Linked DNA regions of Homo sapiens: region 1 is linked to region 2. A link is a loop called in an ENCODE intact Hi-C map of the cell type or tissue named here. Cell type or tissue: mammary epithelial cell. All regions are shown on one strand. Each heading gives the region's core, and the rest is flanking DNA. Links, peaks and the distances in the headings are about the cores only.

The links. Peaks named below come from ENCODE experiments on the same cell type or tissue, not always from the same donor. Only the 100,000 strongest peaks of a DNase experiment are listed, where the experiment ranks them.
Region 1: a loop joins it to region 2, with 2.7 times the contacts of the local background. A loop is called at or near these places in 2 of 110 quality-filtered maps.

Annotation. Positions count from the first base shown.
Region 1 is chr15:70,851,565-70,859,898 of GRCh38, forward strand. It overlaps LARP6 (La ribonucleoprotein 6, translational regulator), which reads right to left and starts at 2,593. Exons shown (of 3, transcript NM_018357.4): 1 at 2,325-2,593. The coding sequence starts at 2,524. It also overlaps a transcript of LRRC49 not described here and the pseudogene KRT8P9. RefSeq lists an enhancer at 1,982-2,483. In mammary epithelial cell, for the core only: a CTCF peak has its summit at 3,298; DNase peaks (open chromatin) are centred at 1,057, 1,797, 3,217 and 5,457; H3K4me3 peaks cover 2,111 bases; H3K27ac peaks cover 2,813 bases.
Region 2 is chr15:71,048,300-71,056,610 of GRCh38, forward strand. LRRC49 (leucine rich repeat containing 49) reads left to right here. Exons shown (of 16, transcript NM_017691.5): 16 at 1,110-5,359. The coding sequence ends at 1,313. Among named protein-coding and RNA genes, the nearest start is that of THSD4, 63 kb to the right of the region's middle. In mammary epithelial cell, for the core only: no CTCF peak of the experiment used is centred there; DNase peaks (open chromatin) are centred at 792, 2,372, 4,232 and 7,362; H3K27ac peaks cover 7,131 bases.

The DNA of each region.
Region 1 (8,334 bases), core at 227-8,226, 200 kb before region 2:
GGGGAAACACAAATATCTCAACACCATTGAGTGAGTGTGATGATAGAGATACGCATTCAGTCAACAAACATGTCCTATGTGCTGGGTGCTGTGCTAGGTGCTGAAGATACAATGAACGAAGCAAGCATGGTCCTTGAATTCACCGAGCTCCTATTCCTGTGAGGGAGACACAATGATAGAATCACAATTGTGGAAGGTGCTAGGCATAAAATGTACAGAGTACTACAGCAACAGAGAAGAAAGGAAACACAGCCAGCTCTGGGGTGGGGATTGGGGGTGGTGGAGAAGAGGCAGCGAAGTTTTAAAGGCTGACTAGAAATCAGTCAATCAGAGGACCTAGAGGTGGGGGTGCAGAGGCATGTAGACACAAAATAGCCCCCTATGCTCAGGGAACTAGCTGGAATCACGGGAGCGTGAACTGTTGACAGCGTGAACTGTTGAGGCAATGGGCTGAGGAGATGATGTGAGTGGGTGTCACATCTTAATGAGCAGATTGAGGAATCTGGGTTTTCTCCTGTAGGCTCCAGGAGCTGAGAACATTCACATCGGGTGATGGCTGCTGCCATGCGAGCCTGGGTCCAAACAGGGGATAGTGTGGATCCTGTTCTTGGCTACATCTCCTCCTGCTCTGGGTGCCTGCCCACTGGGCTCTGTCAGCTCACCGAAGAACCCCAGGGATTTTCTGGGGTCAACTCTATGCCAGTGGGCAGCAGGAAGGGCTTCAGACTGAACACTTGCTGAGACTCAAGCCACGGGAGCTGGGCAGTTCTGGAGGAAGAGCAAGAGGGGTTCAGGCAAGAGGCCTACCCATACTGAGGCTTGGTTTCTCCTAGACCTCCATAGGGGATCTTTCCAGGCCTTAAACATAAGTAGAGCTTTAATCCTGGCTAATGATACAATCTCACAAATTTAGCCCTCAGGATAGGGATGGCTATTTGCCACTGCCACAGGAAAATAAAGTTATAAGGATAAACCACTTGGGGCTATTTTACATACTCTGATATTGTCTGACTAGGGGACTGCCTTCTCGAGACTGTGAGCTGTCAGTGACTAAGGGTTCATCATTTTTATGCTCTCGGTACTTGGCACAGAGCTAAACGAATCAGGCCTTGCATTATAAAGCACTGATCTATCTACTTTGTCATACACTATGGTCCAGCTTTCCTGCCCTACCCTGGTGGGCTGACTTTTCTCCCCTAACAACTGTCTCTACTGGTCTGCCCCGAATCTCTGGGTCCAGAAGTCTGACCCTTTAACCTGGGGAAGGGTGAGCCAGTAATAGAGAATGGCTCTGGGCCCAGTATTCTTCCACCCTTGAGTTGAGTATTCTCCCAGTGAAGTAGATATACGCTTGCCAGGACAATCCTGCAGAACCTTAACAGCTAAACGCCTGGGACAGGGTCCTAGAAGAAAGAGAGCTCCTAATAAGTGCCTGTTGGCATCCACCAGAATGTGCAAGTTCTGTCATTTCCCCACTCTCATGTCTATGTCTATGTTTTATCTCCTTTCAACAGCAGGAACAAAACACCAGTCCTTAAGGGCCTGGGCATTAGTGGACAGGAGCCAAGGTGCCTGAGGACAAAGCTCGGGACCCGGGACAAGGTTAAACAAGTGCCATAGCAGCTCCAAACTACCCAAAACCCAGGAACACCCCCCCCCCGCCCCCCGCAAGGCAGCAAGATGATGCAAACATAAAGGTCTGGTGGGAAAGGCTGTGTGAAAATGGGAATCCCCCAGGGCGGAGGAAGTAAAGCAGCAAGTCCTCTATCCGTCTCAAATTACCTTGAAATCCCACCTCCTGGAATCCCCCATCAGCAAGTGTCCGCTGTACCTGGCCTGCTACCACCTAAAGACTGAGCGCAGCCAGCAGGACTGGGAAAGGCAGGGCGATGATGGCAGTGAAGGGTAAGCGGGACCACTCGCAAGGGGAGGGGAAGGCGGGTAGGGATGGACTTTGCGGCGATGGGGAGGTGGTGTCTTGAGGGAGCCCACAGAGAAGAGGCCTCCTCCAGAGGAGGGGGTGGCTTGGATGGCCCGTGAAAGTCCTCCTCCTGGATCCCTGAACATCCCCACGTCCAGGCCCCTCAGATCCCGGCCGCCAGCCCTGGGAGCCTCGGTTGGGCGACGAAGCTGCGGGCTGGGGCACCGGCTGCCTCCACGGGCCGGTTCTGACTCAGGGGCTCGGCCCGGAGCTGCTTCCCCGGCGGCGGGGCTGACTCAACCCCCTCTGCCCGAGGAGTTGTCGCGCGCAGTCAGCGCCCCGAACTCGCGCGCGGCCCGGCGCCCCCTCGGGGCCCACCTCCCGGGCCAGCCGCCGCGCCTACCTGTGCCCGCGGCTCGGCTCCTCCTCGCTCGCGCTGCCCCAGCCGGGGCTGAGGTACCGGGCCGGGTCCCCGGCGCCCCGAGTCTCCGCCCCCTCCTCCTCGTCCTCCAACTCGTCCACGTCCTCGGCCTCCTGGATGGCGACGCGGATCTGCACCGCCGTCTTGGGCCCGGGCCGAGCCTCCCCGCCGGACTGGGCCATGGCTCGCGGGACTGCGGCGCCGCCGGGGTCCTCACGCCGCAAGGCCCAGCCAGCCGGTCGGCAGCGACTGCGACGAGGGGGCGGGGGCGGTGCGAGCGCGCCTGCCGCTCGGCCCAGGGGAGGGACAGGGGTCGCGGCGCCCCGCCCCGCGCCGCCGCCGCCGCCGCCGCCGCCGCCACCACCCCGACCGCTAGTGGAGCGCCCGCGCAGGCGGGGCCTCGGAGGTGGAGGGCGGCTTTCCGGAGCTCCTCCGACGGAGGCCCGTCCCGGAAGGATCCCCGCGACCCCCGATCACTCCCTCCGTCTTTTCGCCGCTGTGGGGCCCCAGCCCGAGAGGAGGTGTCAGGGCTCCCTCCTCCTGCGCCTTCTTTCACGGCGCCGCAGGGATGGGCGCAGCACAGCTGACTTCTGTTTGTGCTTGACTCCGGGGGTGGCAGCCAGAGACCACAGCTCCAGGGGCTTCCAGGCCTCCTGCGTGTCTCCCCCACTGGCCTGCCAAGATCAGAAAATTTCCATCGTTAGTCTCCTTGACATAATAACCACCCTAGACCGCGTCTTAGGAGGTCAGGGGCTTGGCTCCTGCCTTGCCCTGTATCAGTTTTTCTCCAAGTGTGGTTCCCAGACCAGGAGCATCAGCTGCACCGGGGAACTTGTTAGAAATTGAATTCTCAGGGCTCATCCAGACCTCCTGAATCAGAATCTATGATTCAGAACTTTGTGTTTTAACAAGGCCTCTAGGTGATGCTGAAGTTCACAAAAGTTCGAAAGCCGATGGCCTATAGAGTATGCCCTGCACATAGTATGCACTCAGATGTTTGTTGAATGAATAAAGGGAGCTATTGAAATGTCAGGATGTTCTAAAACACTGCCACCTTTTCACGTGTAACTTCAAATTGAGTTCCATCTCACCTCTCCAAATGTGACCCAGAAACTAGGGACAGGAGCATAGAAATGAATAAGACCGGCCGGGCGCAGTGGCTCAAGCCTGTAATCTCAGCACTTTGGGAGGCCCAGGCGGGCGGATCACGAGGTCAAGAGATCGAGACCATCCTGGCCAACATGGTGAAACCCTGTCTTTACTAAAAAAAATACAAAAATTAGCTGGACGTGGTGGCACGTGCCTGTAATCCCAGCTACTCGGGAGGCTGAGGCAGGAGAATCACTTGAACCTGGGAAGCAGAGGTTGTGGTGAGCCGAGATTGTGCCACTGCACTCCAGCCTGGGCAACAGAGCGAGACTCCGTCTCAAAAAAAAAAAAAAGAAAAAGAAAAAAAAAGAAAGAAGGAAAGAAGAAAAAGAAATGAATAAGACCTGAATCTGCTTTCATGTAGCACTTTATTTAGAGCCTTAAACATAATTTATCATATTAATTTGCCACACTGGGACCCCAAAACAACAGAACCCTGGACCAATACATTTGTTTTGATATAGAAAGACAAGTTAGGATAGGCTTAGGAAATGAGGTCTCCTGGAGGGCAGTGTCCTTGTAAAAGAACACCATGTATAGGGTCCTGGGTGTCTGGGCAGGGCTGGGGAGAGACCCAGGGGCCCAGCGAGGACAGCCCCTCTTCTTAAGGACACTAGAATCTGTGTCCCTTTCTTTGTCGGACCTCTGTTTTGATAGAAGAGGTCCTAAAATAAGTAAGTAAAGGAAGAGAGAGAGACCTTTGGTGCTATTGCTGTTTCTGCACCAGAACAGCTCACAGCCCTGGATCTGAGCTACTGGGAAAGGAAGAGGCAAGAGGCTGACAGTGTCTTTTTCCAGCCAGCTGTGCCTCCCTCCAGGGCTATAGATCCTCTGCAAACACCTGTGATGAGGCTCAGAAGGAAAGAGCTGCAGCAGCCACCATGCCTTCCAGTTTGATAATTTCGGTTCCTGAATTTCACAAAGTGATACCCATTATCTATCTCATTTAAGCCATCTCGTGTGGCAAAGACATCAGGGGTTGTTATCCTTACCCACAATGATGGCTCACATTCATCTCAGGTTTTATAGTTTATGAACAATTCATACATGTCTTTTCAGGGTTTCCAAATGCCTGATCATAAGAGTCCCCTGGGGACTTTTCTTAAAATATAGATTCTGAAAATACAGTTTGAAAACTGACAGTTGGTGGGTGAATCTGGGCTGTAGAAGCGTTTTACTTGGTGAGAGTTTTGAAAAAAAGAAATTGAATTTATATGTCCTTACATTCAAACATATCTGCCTATGTTGTTTCTGTTATTACTTATTTCTGACTCCTCATAAAGGAATTTTGGATCTAGAAAGAATGTCAGACATCATCCAGCTCGGAGCTGCTCCTGGTAGGGAATGGGTAGTCTGGCAGAGTACCCAAGAATGGGTACTCTTAGGGGTACCCATTAAGTCATAGCATAAATATGGGGCATCTTTCTGGGGTATCAATTTTACTTAGCTATTTGAGAGAACAGCCACAATGTATATATTAAAACAACTTGGAATATCTGTGAAATCAAATGCAAAACTTGCACGGAATGTTTAAGGCAACTCACATAAGTTTCTCATTTATAGTAGTTGGCTTAGAATAATGCCTAGAGGAGCGGAGGACAGAAACCCTCATTTGCACTAGGGGTATTTCATGGGAGAAGTCCAACTCGATCACGTTTGCAATGAGGAGAGTGAGTCCCAGTGAGGCTTAGAGGGAAGGGCCTCTTCTTCCACTTTGTTGCACCCGATTTTGTCTAGCAGGGAGCCTTCATCTAGGAACACTTGCTGATTTGCTTTGATTAGTCCTACCCACATACCCATCATTTGTGTCACTGGTGAAGAAACCAGGGCTTTTAAAGGGCTCCTTTCGATTTCCAGCTTATTCCTCCCCAGAGCCGTGGCAGGGGAAGGGAGGCCAGTCCCACCCAGGCCTGTCTTGAACATCATTGCAGGGAGTTTGCATCACCACTGAGATGATTAGCAAAGCCTCTTTAAACAAAATCATGACCTCAGCCTGGAGTTGGCATCTTTCCCTTCCCTGGAATCTTGACAGCTCATTTTCATAGTAAACTCACAAGGGGAAACAGCTTTTTCCATAGCTCCTGAGGATGAAACAAAAGGAAGCACATTGACAAGCCATCAGGATGGACTGAGATTAGGTTGAAGGAAAAACTCAACCCTAGAAGACCTTTCCAGTATATACAAGGGTGTTGTTTGGAATCAATTGGAAATATTTTTGAGTGTGCCTGGCACTACAGCTGGAAACCAAGGACTTGGAATAAGATATTGTGGTGAAGCTGGGAAGTTGGGACAAGGCTAAGCGTTGAAGAGAAGAAGAGTAGTCCCAGCTACTCGGGAGGCTGAGGCAGGAGGATCCCTTAAGCCCAGGAGGTCGAGGCTGCAGTGAACCATGATGGCACCACTGCACTCCAGCTTGGGCAACAGAGACCCCATCTTCAAATTAAAGGAAAAAAAAAGGGGTCTGTTTTAACTGTAGGTTCAGAGGGCATTTTTATCTACTCATTTAATCATTTGTTTAAGCATGTCCCAAATACCAGGACCTGTGCTATACTCAATTTTGTAAAATGCCTGAGACATGATCCATGAATACCAAGAGATGGAGGGAGCCTAGGAAAGACAGCCTTCAATAATAAGACTGTGTCTATGCACTAAATGCTGTAACAGAAATCCATATAGGGAGGCACAGCCAGTGAAAACATCCCCAAGGATGCTTTGAAGCTGACTAGAAAAGCTCACACATAAGCAGCAGGGTATAATGGAAACACGCTCACTTTATTATCAAATAGATCTGAATTCAGACTCCAGCCTTGCTGCTGCTTAGCTTCATAACCTCTCTGCTGTTCAGTTTTCTTACCTGTAAAATGTTCTGAATGATCCTCACTTAATTGAGTTGGGCTCACAGATAAAACTAGGTTGTTTGTGAAAAATGTCTAGCACAGACCTGGCCCAGATTAGACACTCAGTGTATGCTAGTAGATTATGATGCAGCGTTCCAAGAACCTTCATACCAAGAAAACCTTAGCCTGAATGGGAAACACAAACATTCCAGTTGCTGAGTATGTATATTGCTCCATTGTAAATTAATAAATCAGTTTTTTTCTAGATGCCATACTCTTAAAAGTTGAATCTGGTCTGCAGAAGTGTTTTGCTTCAGAGCCAACCTAATCCTGAATACACTGACAAAATCGAGGACTTCCCTGGCCAGAAACCAGCATCTTTCTATAGTTTCTTTTTTTCTTTTTCTTTTTTGAGACAGGGTCTCACAGCTGGGTGCAGTGGCTCACGCCTGTAATCCCAGCACTTTTGGAGGCCGAGGCGGGCAAATCACTCGAGGTCAGGAGTTCGAGACCAGCCTGGCCAACATGGCGAAACCCTGTCTCTACTAAAAATACAAAAAAATTAGCCAGGCTTGGTGGCGGGTGCCTGTAGTCCCAGCTACTCAGGAGGGTGAGGCAGGAAAATCGCTTGAACCCGGGACGTGGAGGTTGCAGTGAGCCGAGATTGTGCCATTGCACTCCTGCCTGGGCGACAGAGCGAGACTTGGTCTCAATTAAAAACAAAACAAAACAAACAAAAAAAGGACCAAGAAGCAGCTTCTCTGCTCCTTCTGGAATCTCCGCCTGGTTCAGCCCGCCTGCCTCCACTCCTGCCTCCACCATGTCCATCAGGGTGACCCAGAAGTCCTACAAGATGTCCACCTCTGGCCCCCGGGCCTTCAGCAGCTGCTCCTACACAAGTGGGCCCAGTGCCCGCATCAGCACCTGAGATTCTCCCGAGTGGGCAGCAGCAGCTTCTGGGGTGGCCTGGGTGGAGGCTGGGTGGTGGGGCCAGTGGTATGGGAGGCATCACCGCTGTCACGGTCAACCAGAGCCTGCTGAGCCCTCTTAACCTGGAGGTGGACCCCAACATCCAGGCTCTACACACCCAAAGAAGGAGCAGATCAAGGCCCTCAACAACAAGTTTGCCTCCTTCATAGACAAGGTATGGTTCCTGGAGCAGCAGAACAAGATGCTGGAGACCAAGTGGAGCCTCCTGCAGCAGCAGAAGATGGCTCGGAACAACAAGAACAACATGTTCCAGAGCTATATCAACAACCTTAGGTGGCAGCTGGAGACTCTGAGCCAGGAGAAGCTGAAGCTGGAGGTGGAGCTTGGCAACATGCAGGGGCTGGTGGAGGACTTCAAGAACAAATATGAGGATGAGATCAATAAGCGTACAGAGGTGGAGAATGAATTTGTCCTCATCAAGAAGGATGTGGATGAAGCTTACATGAACAAGATAGAGCTGGAGTCTTGCCTGGAAGGGCTGACTGACGAGATGGACTTCCTCAGGCAGCTGTTTGAAGAGGAGATCTGGGAGCTGCAGTCCCACATCTCGGACATATCTGTGGTGCTGTCCATGGACAACAGCTACTTCCTGGACACGGTCAGCATCATTGCTGAGGTCAAGGTGCAGTAGGAGGAGATTGCCAACCGCAGCCAGGCGGAGGCTGAGAGCATGCACCAGATCAAGTATGAGGAGCTGCAGACGCTGGCTGGGAAGCTTGGGCATGACCTGCAGCCTATAAAGACTGAGATCTCCGAGATGAACTGGAACATCAGCCGGCTCCAGGCTGAGATTAAGGGCCTCAAAGGCCAGATGGCTTCCCTGGAGGCCACCATCGCAGATGTGGAGCAGCGTGGGGAGCTGGCCGTTAAGGATGCCAACGCCAAGCTGTCCGAGCTGGAGGCCTCTCTGCAATGGGCCAGGCAGGATATGGTGTGGCAGCTGCGTGAGTACCAGGAGCTGATGAATGTCAAGCTGGCCTTGGGCATCAAAACTGCCACCTACAGGAAGCTGCTGG
Region 2 (8,311 bases), core at 1-8,000:
GCCCAGGCTGGTCTTGAGTTCTTGGCCTTAAGCGATCCTCCTGCCTTGGCCTCCCAAAGTGCTGGGATTACAGATGTGAGCTACCATGCCTGGCTTATGATATTTTAAATTTAGCTCATTTAATTTATCTTGAAATTATTTTGGTGTTTTGACTTGAGTTGGAGATTTAAATGGATCCTTTTTCTAGTAGTTAAATGTATTGTCTCATTGACATTTATTACTTTCCTTCTTCATTGATGTGCATTACTTCCCTTGTAATTCTGATTATCTGATGTGTTACATTGATTCTTCCATGTATATTATACATTCCATGATTATGCCTTGATACTATTCAGAAGTATCAATAGCCAAAATAAATGTTAAATTCTTGATTAAACAAAATCACTTTGTTTTAGTCTCTGTGATGAAATTGGGGCACAATATTCAAATATCCTCAGCTCCAAAATTCCTCTGTTGTGTTTAGGACCAGGTTTTTCATTTTCACACTGCCAGACCCAGAAGTTGAGTGGGAGACCTGTTTCTTTAGAAGGCAACGTCCTGGGTCCCAGGTTTCTATATGTTTACTCTTCCTAATTGTACACTTCCCCCCAACTTTCTCCAAATGGTCAAGGCTGCGTAAGTCAGTGTAGTGTACCATTTTATGCTTTCCCATAATAGAGGGTAAATTCAGAGTATACATACTTAAAGTATTACATAGATATTAACTAATATCATACCAATTGAAATTGTCACTATCTGTATCCTGATACATTTACCACAGGAATCTGTGAGTCTGCATTCAGCTGACTTGTGTGAGCTAAATGACCTGAACTGAGATAGGAGAAATAGTAGTTATGATTCAACAATTCCAGTAAAGAAACACATTTTCTAGCAGAGCTGTCCAACAGAGGTAGGAGTAGACTGAGAAGTACTGAGACCCTTGTTGTTATCTTTACTCAAGCAGAACTCTGTCAGCAGTGACTAGGAAAGAATTCCTGCTCTGAGGAGTAGATGGGGGAGGAATAGGGGGTCAGAATAAATTATTTCAATTTTCTGTGGTTCAGCTAATTGTTGCTTTGACTTTTGGATTAGTTATGATTTAATACAAAACTTTCTCTTTTTTTTAACAGGAAATAAAGGAAAAGAAGAAATTCTGTAAAACATATATAGAAGACCTTGTGAAGGAAGCCACAGAAATCAACATGAAAAATGAGGCTTTGCAGAAGCTTTGGCCACAGATGTTCATTGAGCTTGTTAGGGATGCAGTCATAGAAATTCGCAATAAAAATTCCTATATGAAGCTCTGCCTACAGCAGATAACAGACCAAAAATAAAAATGGCCTTTAGTTACAGTTGATTTTGGCAGTTTTATTTTTTGAAGGTTGAAAATATGCAGGTTATACATGTTAAAACAACAACAACACTATCCTATAAACTAGAAAGACTAGTATAAAAGCATTATTGCCCACTGTTCTCATAGCTAAAAGTTAAGAAGGAAGGAAGGAAAGCAGGAGAAAGGAAGGATTAATTGCCTGTATGTGAGGACCAAACAACCTTTGGGAACTAAACAGTTTTCAGAGATGGCGTGGCACTGCATCCTTGGTTCTTGCTTTGATTGGTGCCCTGCTATAGCCCAAAGCACGTAGTATTTGCTGATGATTCAGCATGAGCTGCATCTACCTACTTTTAGCTGATAATTTTCAGTTATTTCCCTTTTTATTTTATGTCATGATTTCAAAGCCAAAAATATGTTCTTTTTATGAGTGAAGAATAAACTTACTAACAAATTAGTCAAAATAAAGTATGTTTGCCTCCTTAATTCAGTCAGAATTGTCATATTTATTGTATGTTCCTCTTTAGTTAGGTACGGTTCCTGCTATTCACCTATATGGAGGATGCCCCATTCTTCTAGGAATGCATTCTCAGGGAACCACAGGAGGTCCTGGGAATCACTATGGGCAGAGAATATGCAAATGAGTCAAAACTGGGATAGGAAGAAAATGTTTTGTCTTAGGAGATCCTGAATGACTATAAAATGCTGTTACAAAGCAGTAAATCTGCTTCTCTGAAAGATGTTTCCTTCCATTGTTAGCTCTCAAATGCTCTTTTAATAGACATGCATGTGTACCTGTGTCTCAGAAGTATTAGGGATGCATGAGTGAAGGGTTCTAATTTTTAAAATTTCATTTGAAGATCAAATTCATGCTGGTGAGAAGGGTAGTAGGAGCCTATTACCATAGCTAGAGATGATGCCACTTCAGAAAAACAATCTTAGTCAATAAATAGGAATTTTTCGGTTTGCTTAGATTTTACCTAGCAGCTATTATGTCAGCAGGACCACCAGGATATGGGAAAACAGGACTAGAAGATGTACGACAGCAAAGACATGCAGAGACATGCAGAGACACCTGGAAGGAAGCTAGGTAAGCTGCTATTGCGGTTCTGAGAAAGACCCACATCCTTAAGATCTCTTGATTACTCTTCTCCCAAAAGGCGTGCTTAACTTTAACAGGTTACCATTTTTCTGATCATAGCCTTAAAAGGCTGTCCTGGTTTTTTCTTTTTCTTTTTTTTTTTTTGAGACAGAGTCTTGCTCTGTCACCCAGGCTGGAGTGCAGTGGCGCGATCTCGGCTCACTGCAAGCTCCGCTTCCCAGGTTCACGCCATTCTCCTGCCTCAGCCTCCCAAGTAGCTGGGTCTACAGGTGCCCGCCACCATGCCCAGCTAAGTTTTTGTATTTTTAGTAGAGACGGGGTTTCACCATGTTAGCCAGGATGGTCTCGATCTCCTGACCTCATGATCCGCCTGCCTCGGCCTCCCAAAGTGCTGGGATTACAGGTGTGAGCCACCATGCCTGTCCTGTCCTGGTTTTTTCATCTTGGCACTTAGGCCATCAGCTTACTAGTGTGTAACCTCAGTTTCCTCCTGATAGCACACACTTCGTAAGATAGTCATGAGAATCAAAAGAAACAATGCATGTAAAGCATTTCTCATCATGCCTGGCACACAGCAAACACCCAATACGTTGAGCTTTAATTATTACTCTTTTGGCTGTAGGTTGAACAATAGGGTTGGTGCCCTAGGACAGAGGAGCTATTAGCATTGCTTTCTGATCCTTTAGCCTCTCCAAACTGAAACATATGGACCATTTCTCATCTGGCTAGTAAACACTTATCTCTCCTGGGCTTATATCTTGTTTGGTATAGAAATGAGATCCCAGCTTGAAGGTGATGTTGAGAGGAGAACCAAGAGTATATTGTCTGTGGGATTCTGGCAGATTGGAAAGATGTAAGAACTTGTGACTCTTTGGGAGTCTGGGTAACTGTTCCCACTCTAGGCTTTGCAGATGAATGGACCTAGCTGTTTAGTAATCTGTCCAGCTTCCTGCATGTCTGTTCTCCCCTAACCCTCCCATCCCTGCTGCTAAAGAGACTTGACACTCACATGCTTTCTTGGCCCAGTCACCCTGGGAATCTTAGGAACACTAAGTCAGCACTCAATGAAATGGCAGCAAGCCATCCCAGCCACTGCTGGCTCTATGCAGACCTGCTTCAGGCCTGGTAATAGGGTCTCTCTCTTGTTCCTGAAACCAAGCCTCTTTATTCCTCAGCTTTGGTCTCTGCTTCCTTCCTACCTGAGTTCCCTTTCGCTCCTACCTGCTCCCACTACCCCATACTGATTTCTACTTCTTGAATCCTTACTTTGTCGGGTCTCAAACGTCGAATGGCGATCCTCCCATCTAGTTCTACACTCCAAACTCATTTTGCGTTCTGAAGTTCCTTGGTGAAGATAATCCCCAGATAAAAAGACAAGGAGACCTGGGTCTGCTGGGTTAGGGATCAAGTGAGGGTCCTATGTTGTAAGTGAGTGGTGATCTAGGGAACAAATTGCCATTTCTTCTTGGAATTTTCCAGGGTTTTCAGGGAAGGGGAAGAGATGCAAATCCCATAGTCTGAGACTCTCTAGGCTAGTGTGTGCTGAAGAATTGCTTTTTTTCAAAAGGGATCTCACGCAGAAACACTATTGCATTTGCCTCAAAAGCAGAAACATTTAGTACCCCCATTTAGGGAGATACTGTACCCGATGTTCTGGTACAGCAGCTGGATGGTGAAGTGTGCTGCTACACCTGAGGATGGTTACCAAGTGTGCAGGTGGACCTGAGGCTTGTTAACTGTGCTGCTGAGTCAGAGGATGGTGCTGGTATCAGCTCCTCACTTCCTGAGCTTCATTCCACTGAAGGCCTGGCATGTAAGACAGTGCAACCCTACCATGCTCCTGATCTATTCCTGATTGGGCAAGGAATGCACTGGGATTCATATTCTCTTCAATGAGTAATCATCATAACAACAAAGATTCATTGAGCAATGTCTTGCACTATTATAAGCTCTTTGTATACATTCTCATTTAATCTCCTAACACTGCGATATATATATGATAGCAATCCCATTTGAACACTAGAAAACTGAGGCATAGAGAGGATGAAAAAAAACGTAACTAAGGGTATTTCAACCAATAAATAGTAGACAGTACCCACATTCACTGTTAGTCTTAAGGATCTGGCATCTGGGAAGAATTTTGATGTCCATGGTCGTTCCTAATCCACTTTCATGTTTTGTCATTATGCTGAGGAATAGCAAATAAAAGATGAGAATTTCTCAACTGTGTCTACATGTGAAGCATATCGTAGACATTATGTGCGGTATAAATACTAACAAATGTATAAGTACACATGTACAATATTGTGTATTATTTAAGGATATACATATTAAAGTGTAAAATATTGGCAGCTGGATTCATTGCAATAATGTGTAGAGAATCAACTTCAGGAGGGGGCAATAATTAAATTAGGGGGACCAGTTGGGAAGGTACTGCATTATTCTAGGCAAGAGATAATTGTGACTTGGATCAAGGTGATAGCGGCAGAGGCGTCAGAAAGTAGTTGGATCTTGGGTATATTTTAAAGATGAAGCAACAAGATTTACTGACAGAACTGGATATGGAGTATGAGAAACAGTAGTCAATGATGGCCACAAGGTTTTTGGCTTGAACTACCGAAAAGATTGAGTTGCCATCAACTGAGATGAGAGCAATCTGTGAATGGAACATCTGCTGGGAGGAAGGATCAGGAATTCCGTCTTATGGAATACACAATGCATCTCAACATGTACAATATATACAAGATATACCACACATCTCAGCATATGTTGAGATGGTTGTTAAATATCCAAGTGCAGGTGTTAAGTAGGTGTGAATATGAGTTGGGAGTTGAGAAGTATAGATTGGGCTAGAATTATAGAATTTGGAGTCATTGGCGTATAGCAGTACTTGTTTATGCTATCTTTATATTTAAGAGAATAAACCTATCACTTGCTAAATAAGATTATCATAGTGTACTTGCGGTTTTTTTGTTTGTTTGTTTGTTTTTTTGAGACGGAGTCTCACTCTGTCACCCAGGCTGGAGTGCAGTGGCACAATCTCAGCTCACTGCAACCTCTGCTTCCTGGGTTCAAGCAATTCACCTGCCTCAGCCTCCCGAATAGCTGGGACTACAGGGGCCCACCACCACACCCTGCTAATTATTTTCTATTTTTAGTAGAGACAGGGTTTCACCGTGTTAGCCAGGATGGTCTCAATTTCCTGACCTCATGATTCGCCTGCCTCGGCCTCCCAAAGTGCTGGGATTACAGGCATGAGCCACCGCGCCCAGCCTGTACTTGCCTTTTTATTTTGATTGTTATCTGAGTTTTTCCTTCTGTTTTTCTTTGTGATTTTCCTTCTGTTTTTCTCCTATTGTTTTTCTTTGTGATTTCATTTATTGTAATTCAGAATTTACTGCTTATTCAGAAAGCAGTTAATGATTCACCTATATTTTCTCTTGGTTTGATTCCATGATTTTCTATCATTAACAGTTTGTTGACAGACCAAAAAACATCCTATTCATCTCTTTGGGCAAACCTGGGCTTTATTCTCCCATCTCACAGTTTATTTAATAAATTAAAAAAGGAAAGAAAAGAGAAAGAAGGGGGACAGAGAATCTGGCTAGTTAGCCTCAAGGCAAAATGCAAAATAGAATAAAGAGAGACTACTCAGGAAAATATTTTATTTAAATCTTGAAGAACAAAGGTTAGTTTTTATAATCTGCTTTTATGGGTCAGATGGAGATGGAGTGGTTACTGTTGCCAAGAACTTCAGAGCCAAGTTTGAAATTTAATCACAGCAACTGTGTTAACCAGTATTGATGGAATGTTTAGTATATTTGATCCTGATTTTCTACTTATGTTTATGTTTTCATGATTCATTGTATGTGTCTTTTGTTGCAAAATACCTCAAATCCTTTATGGAAAGAGTTAAAGTATATTCAAAGCTCCAAAGAATAAATTACTCCTAAAGAATAAATATACTCCTTGGGGAGTGGAATAGTTTGCAGTTTCTCTTCAGGAGACAATGAAACTATTTATTAATTCCTTTTACAAGTGCCCCTAAGCCTGAGTCCTCAGAGAGTCGACTTCTTCTCTTTGTTTATCTTGAAATGTTTCAGTGTGCAGAAATGCCTGTAGAATCATATCTCAAATAAATGCCCTATATCTACCACCAAGCATAACATCTTAATATTTTTCCACACTCGCTTCAGATTTTATAAATCAAACATTGCAAGTAGACATGGAGCCCCTATGCACCTTCTTTCCCTCCCTCCAGGTAACCACTATCCTGAATTTTATGCTTATTCATTCATGTTCTTCTTTTTTTTTTTTTTTTTTTTTTGAGACGGAGTCTCCCTCTATCGCCAGGCTGGAGTACAGTGGCGCAATCTTGGCTCACTGAAATCTCTGCCTCCTGGGTTCAAGCGATTCTCCTGCCTCAGCCTCCTGAGTAGCTGGGATTACAGGCGTGCACCACCACGCCTAGCTAATTTTTGTATTTTTAGTAGAGACGGGGTTTCACCATGTTAGCCAGGATGGTCTCAATCTCCTAACCTCGTGATCCGCCTGCCTCTGCCTCCTAAAGTGCTGGGATTACAGGCATGAGCCACCACACCTGACCTCATTCATATTTTCTGGCTGTTCCTATTTATGCATAAATGCATAGGGAGCTTATTGAATTAAGTTTTTATATTTTCTAATTTTATATAAATGGGGCCATGCAATATGTATTCTTCTGCATTTTTTCACTCAATATTATGTTCCTGAGGATTATATTCATTGATGGGAGTAGTTCCACTTCTTTCATTTTTGCTGCTATTTGATATTGGGTTGTACAGCCCATGAGTGATTTATGTAACTGTTTTCCTGTTGGTGGGCATCAGGAGTTTTCTAGTTTAAAACTAGTACAGACAATGCTGCATTGAATATGCCTGTTCACATGTGTGCTTTAGGAGTACACAGTAACTGTGGAATTGCTGAGTCATATGGACACATTCAACTGCATTAAATATTGTCAAATTGCTTTCTAGAGTGATTCGTATCAGTTTACACTCCCACAAGTAGAGAATACAACTTCCAGTTGTTCCATATATTCACTAACAATTAGGACTTTCATTTTTTACAATCTAATGTGTTAGTGAACCTGTGTGTGTGTGGGGGGGGGGGCGTACGTGAAAGTGGCTTTTTGTGTAGAGAAGAGATCTTTCAAGGATTTTTTTAAAAGACAAAGTTTACATATGGTGAAATGCACATAAGTGTATAATTTGATGAATTTTGAAAATATCAACATCCCAATTAAGAATTCCAACATTTTAATCACTTCAGAAAAGTTTTCTTAGTCAATCCCTGGCCATCCCCTACAAGCAAGTATTGCTCTAATTTCTTTCACCATTGATTAGTTTTGTCTGTTCTGGAACTTTCTGTAAATGGAAGCATACAATAGGTATTCTTTTGTGTCTGACTTGTTTTACCCAACATAATGTTTTTGAGAATCATTCATATTGTTTCATGTATCAATAATTTTTTATTTCTTAGTATAAAGGTATCATGGTTTTCTTATCCATTCTATTGAGTTGTTTCCAATTTGGGGCTCTTGTGAATGAAGACATGTTTGTACAAATCCTTTTGTGCAGTGGAGCTGTTGAGTCAGAATAGTTGTAAGTTTAACTTCATAAGAAACTGCCATTAATTTTTTTAAATAGTGGTTGTACAATTTTACACTCCTTCCAGCAATGTATATAGAGTTCTGGTAGCTCCACATATGTGCCAACATCTGTTGTTTTGAACTTTTTAAATTTTCAGCTATTCCAGTGTGGCCTTTTCAGGTTGTTGCTTTAATTTTATTTTCCTTGGTGTCTAATGATGTTGATCACATTTTTATGCATGTTTTGGTCATTTTTATATCTTCTTTT